Linked DNA regions of Homo sapiens: all the other regions are linked to region 2. A link is a contact called in ENCODE Hi-C or POLR2A ChIA-PET data. All regions are on one chromosome and are shown on one strand. Each heading gives the region's core, a stretch centred on a gene start or an enhancer-like site at or near the end of the contact. The rest is flanking DNA. Distances are from core to core; before and after follow the strand shown. Region 1 overlaps MGAT5 (alpha-1,6-mannosylglycoprotein 6-beta-N-acetylglucosaminyltransferase). Region 2 has its middle 27 kb from the start of MIR3679. Region 3 holds the start of MGAT5 (alpha-1,6-mannosylglycoprotein 6-beta-N-acetylglucosaminyltransferase).

What was found. Hi-C counts contacts between places; a loop is a spot of excess contacts on that map. ChIA-PET counts read pairs that join two places held with the same protein, here RNA polymerase II (POLR2A). Pooled maps may share reads with other maps.
Region 1: a pooled map shows a loop between it and region 2 (2.5-fold over the local background). The contact joins two enhancer-like sites. A Hi-C loop is called at or near these places in 3 of 37 single-sample maps with no recorded cell type and 4 of 50 pooled maps. POLR2A ChIA-PET finds 5 or more read pairs at or near these places in 6 of 52 experiments (GM10248, T-cell, activated B cell and 3 more).
Region 3: a loop to region 2 is called in a pooled map, with 5 times the contacts of the local background. The contact joins the promoter of MGAT5 here to the enhancer-like site in region 2. A Hi-C loop is called at or near these places in 1 of 37 single-sample maps with no recorded cell type and 5 of 50 pooled maps. POLR2A ChIA-PET finds 5 or more read pairs at or near these places in 4 of 52 experiments (GM12878, activated B cell, activated CD4-positive, alpha-beta T cell and 1 more).

The regions. Positions count from the first base shown.
Region 1 is chr2:134,274,054-134,276,753 of GRCh38, forward strand. The region is part of intron 2 of MGAT5 (alpha-1,6-mannosylglycoprotein 6-beta-N-acetylglucosaminyltransferase); the gene reads left to right. Among named protein-coding and RNA genes, the nearest start is that of MGAT5, 21 kb to the left of the region's middle. Within about 2 kb of position 1,403, at least 3 of the 41 ENCODE cell types and tissues checked have a DNase peak (open chromatin) inside an H3K27ac peak, as active enhancers do.
Region 2 is chr2:134,153,084-134,155,783 of GRCh38, forward strand. It overlaps a transcript of MGAT5 not described here. Among named protein-coding and RNA genes, the nearest start is that of MIR3679, 27 kb to the left of the region's middle. Within about 2 kb of position 1,373, at least 4 of the 41 ENCODE cell types and tissues checked have a DNase peak (open chromatin) inside an H3K27ac peak, as active enhancers do; they include GM12878, where a contact is called at or near this core.
Region 3 is chr2:134,252,756-134,255,455 of GRCh38, forward strand. It overlaps MGAT5 (alpha-1,6-mannosylglycoprotein 6-beta-N-acetylglucosaminyltransferase), which reads left to right and starts at 1,317. Exons shown (of 16, transcript NM_002410.5): 1 at 1,317-1,889. The coding sequence starts at 1,649.

The DNA.
Region 1 (2,700 bases), core at 153-2,652, 120 kb after region 2:
GGAGCGAATAGGATTGGATCTGTGGTTCTTTGTCATGTACCTGAAATGGGGAAAAGGTAAAAAGTATACATATCTGATCATGAAAATGCTTGCCTTCTAAGGACTGAATGTCTGATATATCTTTGTTCTGCCCATAGTGTCTTGATTGTAGCCTTACCTGTTGAAGATAATTCAGTAAATATTGCTCACATGGATTGGTTTCTATTGGAGGGAACAGCATTTGGTTTCACCACCTGGAAGAGTTTCTTCTTATAGTTCTTCTTCTCAATTTACATTTGTGGTGATTTGCCTAGAAGTCGGACTTGGTATTTCGTTTCCCTAGTTCTCAGACCTTAGCAGACACCGCCTAAGAAGTGGGACTGCCTTTTTTGTTGGTCAGGACTGAACTTCCCATCAATGGTTATGGGATGTGGAGGCTTCATAGGATGTGATAGTTACAATCCTAGATGTGATAGTTACAATCCTAGATTGTGATACTTTAGAGGACAAGAACATTGTGTAGCTCTCTACGGGGTAGTGTATGTATGTGCATGTGTACACATTTATTTATACTCTCAATAAAGAGTTGTCATTCAAGGTCAGCTGAATAACTGGCCAGTGCTGACTGTTCCTTAAAAGCCAAAACCATAATGATAGCATCCAAGTGGTGTTGTGATGACTTAATAATTGCAAGGTCACTTGGGAAGCAGAACCACAAAATCAAAGGTACAGGTATAACTCAAGCGACAGTTTCCTGGTATTTAATCCAAGTTGAACTTACAGCAACCCTGCATTTTTTCCAAAGTGGGGAGCGATATGCAACACTTTCTAGTATTTGGGGTTGAAGTGCAATGTATTTGAATTTGGAAGCTGTTCTTAAAAACAGCAACCATTATTATTATTCTTACCATTTGAAAGTTGAAAATGAAAAATGTCCCTGCTGAGTTCCAGGGCTTGCATTTGGAAGTGCAATTTCCCCCTCTTTGTGCTGCTAATGGACCTTGAAATTTAGTTGTACCTGTGCTCTTTCCTTGTATGTGTACCCATGTCATCAGTTTGTGTTGAAGTAGCACCTGAAGTGTCCCAGCTCCACCCCTGGGCAGTGGCTCAGCAGATGACTTTCCCAGGGTCAGATACTGGTATGTCAGTGAGATCCCAGATGCTACTGAGAGACGGGAGAGAGATGAGATTGCAGGTGGCTTCCTATTAAGTTGAGCAAGAAGCAAATATGTTCTGTCTATCTACCTGTCACTTTCTGTTTTGTTATTTGCAATGGTAACAATAAATATGTGGACCCTTGTCAGAAGCTATTCTTTTGGTATCTTTACAGAAAAATGCTTGTCTTTGTTGGTATGGTTTTCACTTTGTGTGGTCAAGGATATTTTGTTTTTATTTAGAAGAAGAAAGACAGTTCAGAAGTGATGGTGATCTTTGAGGAAGTGAATTTATAGCAGTGATTAACAGCTGTGGGCGATTTTGCCCCCAGGGGACACATGTCAATGTCAGGACACATTTTGGTTTTCACAAATGAAGAGGTGCTATTTCCTTTTTTTTTTTTTTTTTTTTTTTTTGAGACAGTCTCGCTCTGTTGCTCAGGCCAGAATGCAGTGGCACTATCACAGCTCTTTGCAGCCTCGACCTTCCATGTCCCCACCCCCTGCCGCCTCAGCCTTCTGAGTAGCTGGGACTACAGGCAATGTGCCATCATGCCCGGCAAATTCTTTTTTCTTATTTTTTGTAGAGAATGGGGTCTTGCTATGTTGCCCAGGCTGGTTGGGCTCCTAGGCTCAAACGATCCTCCCACCTCAGCCTCCCAAAGTGCTGGGATTACAAGCATGAGCCACTGTGACTGGCCTATTTATTTCTAATAGATGAGGACAAGAGATGCTGCAAAAAGCATCCTACAATATATAAGACACTGCCCATAATAGAAGTATCCAGCCCCAAATGTCAATTGTGGCAGGTTTGTGAAATTCCGATCTATGAGATACTGTTAGAATCTGGTGCCAGCAGATATTTTCACCTATGGTTAGTGCAGAAAGACGCCTGAGACGCTGAAGTTTCCTGATTGCCAGCTGAGACCTAAAGTTCCTTTCCCTTTTCCTAGCAAGGCTGTTCACAAGCCCCCCCACCCCCGCCGCCCGCCAATCTCCACCTCATTTAGCTTTGCCACTGGTCTTGGAGGCCTCCAAGGAAAGAGATTTTAGAAACTCCCAGAAGACTATTTTAGGATCCTGCCCTTAAGGAACTCCTTTCCTGGCCCACAGTGTGCTTTTGGCAATGTACATTTTACTTCTGCTTCTATAGAAGGTAATTATTTCTTCTCGTGAAAGGACCACTAATTCCGGATAACAATGGTACAAAGTAGTCTTAGAGAATGGGTTTAAATTGCAGAATGTTTTAGAAGAAATTCTTTGTTATTTTAAGCAAAGTATATAATTATCAAGATATGAGAGAGTAAATTAAATAAGTTAAAGAAAACAAGACAGGTCCCCAAAGATCTACTTTACATCAGAAAATACCCTTGACAGCATACTTGGAGCAATATTGAAGAAAATGAGACTAGAGAGTTAATTGGGATTTGTGATGCATTTTCAATGTTAAATGAAGGAGTTTCTATTTTGTTCCCTGGGCCGTGGCAGTTGATGAGAGGTTTAAAGTAGGAGGATGAATAGGTGTGAGGTCTGTATTTCCAGAGAATAATTATGGGCCATGTGGAGT
Region 2 (2,700 bases), core at 123-2,622:
TTAGTAGAGATGGGTTAGTAGAGATGGGCTTTCACCATATTGGTCAGGCTGGTCTCGAACTCCTGACCCCAAATGATCTGCCTGCCTCAGCCTCCCAGAGTGTTGGGATTACTGGCGTGAGCCACCACGCCGGGCCAGAGTCCACATTTTTAATCAAGGCCCCAAGTGGTTAAAAAAATAACTTAAGGAGCACTGTGACATGGGAATATTGATCCCCTTAAGCCCTTTTTAAAGTGCTGAGGCTTAATCAGGAGACCCTTGGTCTTCTTTCTTTTTTTTTATTATTAAATTGGAATTGTAAAATTCCTCCTGGACCTTCTCCTGACTAACTGTTTTAATCCCTGTACCTCAGGCTGCCTGTCATTGGCAGGACAAATGCACAAGAACTGATTTCCCTGGAGAGGGTTCTTGGTGTCACATGGTGGGAGATGCTGTCTTGTTTAAAAACAAAGAAATAAAACCCTTCATTGAACTCGATGGTCTCCCTGAAGAGGCTGGAAACGTAATCCAGTGGTGTCTGTTTGTTTCCAGCCCATGTTGTTATTAATCCTGTTACAAATGATAATGCTTTGCCTTTACAGGCTTGCTGTCTCGGAGGAGTTTTCTGTATTGCCTGCTAGGCCCTGCTGGGTGATTAAGCCACTCACTCAGAGTCTTACAGGCCACTCGAGGACGATTTCCTTATAGCAGACGACTGACTATACTTCTCGAGCAGTGTTTGCTGAGTGACATATTAACTCTTGCTTATGGTTCCTTGGGAGGAGAAGGCCCTAATGCTATGAGGGTTAAGGCCCAGAGACATGGGCTTCTCCGCTCCACTCTCTCCCTCCCTTCCCTCATCATTAGAAGTTTCTCGGCCCCTTCCATAGGGGCAACGGCAGGGCTGTAGCTCTTTGTTCTTATGCCCTATTTTATTTTATTTTTTTATCCTATGGAAAAAAAATACCCAGAGCCCCGCAAAACAAGAGGTACTTAATTTAATACTTTTGTAAATAAGAGCCATAGCATTTTCACCCACCAGGTGTTATTAATAGTTTCCACTTATAATACATAGACTTTGTGGCCAATTAAGGCAGCAGGTAATGAGGAGGAATTTGGGAGAAACGAATATGGGTCAGGGAACGGATGGCACGCAGGAAAGAGCTTCAGAGGGGCACTTGGCCCTCTCCACCTATCTCAGATGAAGTCTTTCAAAACTCTGAAATGGGTGTGGACTTTTTCACAACTGTTGCAATACGAGAGGCTGCGACTTATTTATATAAGGAAATGGCCCTGCTCCCACCCACTCCTCCCCTTCTGTGTCCTCCTCCATATCCTGCCAGGCCTATCCATGCTGTGTTCAGACATGCAGGTCAGAGGGCACAGGCAAGCCCCGTTTTGGGGAAGTCCTGATTAGACCTGTCACGGGAGACAAGAAACTCAGTGGTTCCGCCCGTCCAGGTGTCCCCATTGCCTGCACGGAGCTGTCAGTGGTTTTGATTCTCAGGCTGTGTAAGCTGGTGGTAAGCCTCCATTATCTACCCCACAACACTCTTTTTATTTGAAGTCAGAGGACACTGACCACACCCCTGAGACTCTAAATCTCATCCAAGGAAATGGCCTCTCCAAGATCCATACCGTTTTACCAAGCCATAGGTGGGAGTTTTCTAGAAACACGAGCCATCCTGACAACTGTGCTGTCTGACTCTCTCTAATGAGCTGTGAGGCGATCAAGTTAATTAAAGAGAAACTCTGCTTGTTAAAATTCAAGCTAGAAGCATCTTTTTGTATCTGAGTTTGAATCTGGTCAGTGTTCTTGAGGGCACCACCGTGAGGTGTCTTGGTCATCTGTGACCTTTCCTGGAGGATAATGACATCCCTTCTAAACAAAGAACAGACTTTTTCATCAATGCTAACTCTTAGGAATAACAGAGGCTCAGTGACCGCCCTGTGTTTTGGGTCAGTCCTGCAGAAGAGGGAGAACTCTCCTGGGCGCTTATTCACATTGTCTGATGGCAGGTGGATGGGGTGGGTTAGGACGCGCAAACTTTGTTCATGGTCAGGAGTTTGGCACATGTGAAACAGTCCCTAGGAGAGTGCTCTCTTTCCCCACCGCCCAGAATTCCTGTGTCTTGGACATCTCTGCTGCCACCACCCTGGCCCAGGCTCCTGCCATTTCTGGCCTGGAAGATGCCGTGTCCTTTGCTTCCATTCTCACTTCCCTGTCTGCACGGCATCCACATTGAGCTTCTGAAAATGCAAAGCAGATCATTGAGGTCCATCTGCTTCTCCATTCTCCTGCAGAGTGACGAAGTGGTTGAGAGCTTGGTTTCTGAAGTTGGTCTGATTGTGTTTCAGTCCTTAACTAGGTCTGACTTGGAGCAGCTGAATTGAATTGTGTCCTCATCTGTAAAGTGGCATGCTGATAGGAGTGGAATCTACTTGTTGGAATGTTGTAAGGATTACCTTTTTATATGGAGCACTTAGGACAGGGCCTGGCACATAGTAAGTACTGGAAAAAATGTTGGTTGTTATTTTTATTGTCAATATTCTACTAAAATTCAGGGCCATCCTTTTTAAGCTTAGATGCCAACACAGACTCTTGGTCATACCTCTGGCCCAGGTGACATCTCCAGCTTCATTTTCACTTGTCCTCCTGCCTCCCTCTGTTTCTAGCCACACTGGCTCTTTCAGGATCTCCAAAGTACCATGCTCTCCCCA
Region 3 (2,700 bases), core at 67-2,566, 100 kb after region 2:
CTTTTCATGACCCATTAAGCATATATATATCATTCTCTGCCATATACAAACAGGCTGTTGGGGGAGTGAGGATGATGTAGGGAAGGTGGGGCATGGTTTAATAACCCCTGGGCCATGCCTAGATGATCAGTCCTCTGCCACATAGCTGGCTGACCTTTGCCAAGTTAATCACCTTTTACCTTTATTTTCTCATGTTTCTAATAAAACAGAGACGATAATATTCATACTTCTTACCATATAGAACTTCTGAGGATTCAGTGAGCAAAGCCACAAAAGATGGTATGTCACAATATCTGGGATATAGCTAGAATTTATAATTTATTTTTACTCTGTTGATAGGCAATGGGAAAACAGTAAGAGGCAGACCAACAGTGATCCAGGGCTCTGAAAGCTAATTGCTTCAAGATCCTGCTACCATTTTCTTTTGGGCCGCTTGCAAAGAAGAATCCTTTGACTGAAGCATGTATGTACACTCTGAAGTACAGCCTGGGTTAGTCTCTTATAAGGGATCGGATCATTGCTCAGCCTCTCCCTTGAGTGGCACTTAGAAAATGGCGCTATTCGTAAGCTGACTGGTATTGGGCCCAGGACTCTGGCTGAAGGGGTGGGCATGCTGGTAACCATTTGCAACCTATGCTCAGGTCCTACTTGTTGGGAAGCCCTGATTGAGAAGAGTGGCCTGGTCTGTGCTGGCATTAGATAGGATCTGGCTGCATTAATATTGAAACTACTCTGCCTTTTAATGTCTCATTTTGCCTCATGGTGGGAGTGAAAGTGAGAACCACAGAAAATCTGCCTGCCAGGTGTTCCACATTTCTTGTGCTACAGCATGCAAGTGAGCAGTGAGGTGTACCTTTTCCTCATGTAGCTGGGAAAGCAATACCCCTGCTTGTACCTCTGGCATATCTTCTCTGTGCTGGTGCACCTAGAGAGGTTGCCTGGTGGCCCTGAGAGAGCCATCTCATCACTAAACACTGATGGTGAAAGCTGGCCATGCTCAAATAAGATGTAGCAATCTACCTCTTCTTTGTCTAGTTACCCCCAAGGGGGCATCCACTTTCTTGCTCACCTCACCAGTTGCATGTTCTAGTCCTTGCCAGAAGCACATAATAATGACTTTGTAAGCTTAAGTTACAGGCACACAAAAGGGCCTGATGGTGATATGACTCCACCCTCCCCGTTTTTGCTGACATTCCGCCAAATATCCTTCTGTCTCCTCCCCACCTTGCAAAACAAACTTCCTGTTTTGAATTTGGTCCAGGCTGGAACAGCCCCACTACACCTGTTAACACACGCAGACGCACACTTCCCCCTTCATAATTGCTTAGCTTCTTGTTGCCTAGCCAGATTTCCCCTCAGCTTACAGTTCCTGAATCATAAGATATTGAACCAGCAAATTTAAGAGTTGACATTTTACTTAGAGGTATTCAAGTGAAAACATGGCTTCTGGTTTATTTTGCTGTATTGTGCCATGACCACTTGGCTAATTCTTCTCCTCCTTCACAGCAGAATGGAAGTGAGGAAAGGCAACCAGCTGACACAGGAGCCAGAGTGAGACCAGCAGACTCTCACACTCAACCTACACCATGAATTTGTGTCTATCTTCTACGCGTTAAGAGCCAAGGACAGGTGAAGTTGCCAGAGAGCAATGGCTCTCTTCACTCCGTGGAAGTTGTCCTCTCAGAAGCTGGGCTTTTTCCTGGTGACTTTTGGCTTCATTTGGGGTATGATGCTTCTGCACTTTACCATCCAGCAGCGAACTCAGCCTGAAAGCAGCTCCATGCTGCGCGAGCAGATCCTGGACCTCAGCAAAAGGTACATCAAGGCACTGGCAGAAGAAAACAGGAATGTGGTGGATGGGCCATACGCTGGAGTCATGACAGCTTATGGTAAGCACTGTTTCTGGGACCTCTCCATTAAAGTGTGCCTTGGCCTTGAAATGGCCCTAGAAGCTCCCAGATATGGTCTTGTCATGGACTGAATGTCCTTTGCCACTGCCTTCATAAGCAGTGAATTGCACACAGAGAGGCATCTTTAGGAAATTAAAGCAATGCCATTTTGGGGGTTCTGAGCTGGTGTATGCAGACACACTTTCCCCTGGAGTCAGTGGGTTAGTATAGTTAGGGCTCTATTGGTTGTGTTTGCAGCTAGCTCCTTCTCCCTGAACACATTTCAGGAACCATGTGATCTCATGTGGGAGTGAGTTCAGGGAATGCTGAAAAATATTCTCATCTTTCCCTAAACAAAACTTAATTAAGGCTGGTGGGGGTGAGGTGAAGAGGATGGGGAGGAATGTTCTATGGAAGCCAGTAAACTTAGAGCCAATTGTGTTCCTCCCTCCAGCCAATAAATATGACACTGGCACTTGCATGCTGGTGAGTTTTAACCTTTGGCTTCTTGAGGTTATGTTGCTCTTCTTCTTGCCCTTGTCTCTAACTGCCCTCACTTTGAAAGGAATCTTTGTGTACTTGTTGCTTTTTCTTTAAAGAATTTTTTTCAGAATTCTTTTTGAAATCAGAAAGAGTAAAAAAATACACATATGGGATGTAACTTATTTTTCTTTTATGTTTAATATAGAAAAAGTTGGAAGCTGTAGACAAGCAAAAAAAGAAAAAAATTACACATAAGTCTACTACTCCAGGCAATAACCACAATTAACATTTCAGTGTGTATTTTTCTGATACTTTGCATACACACACA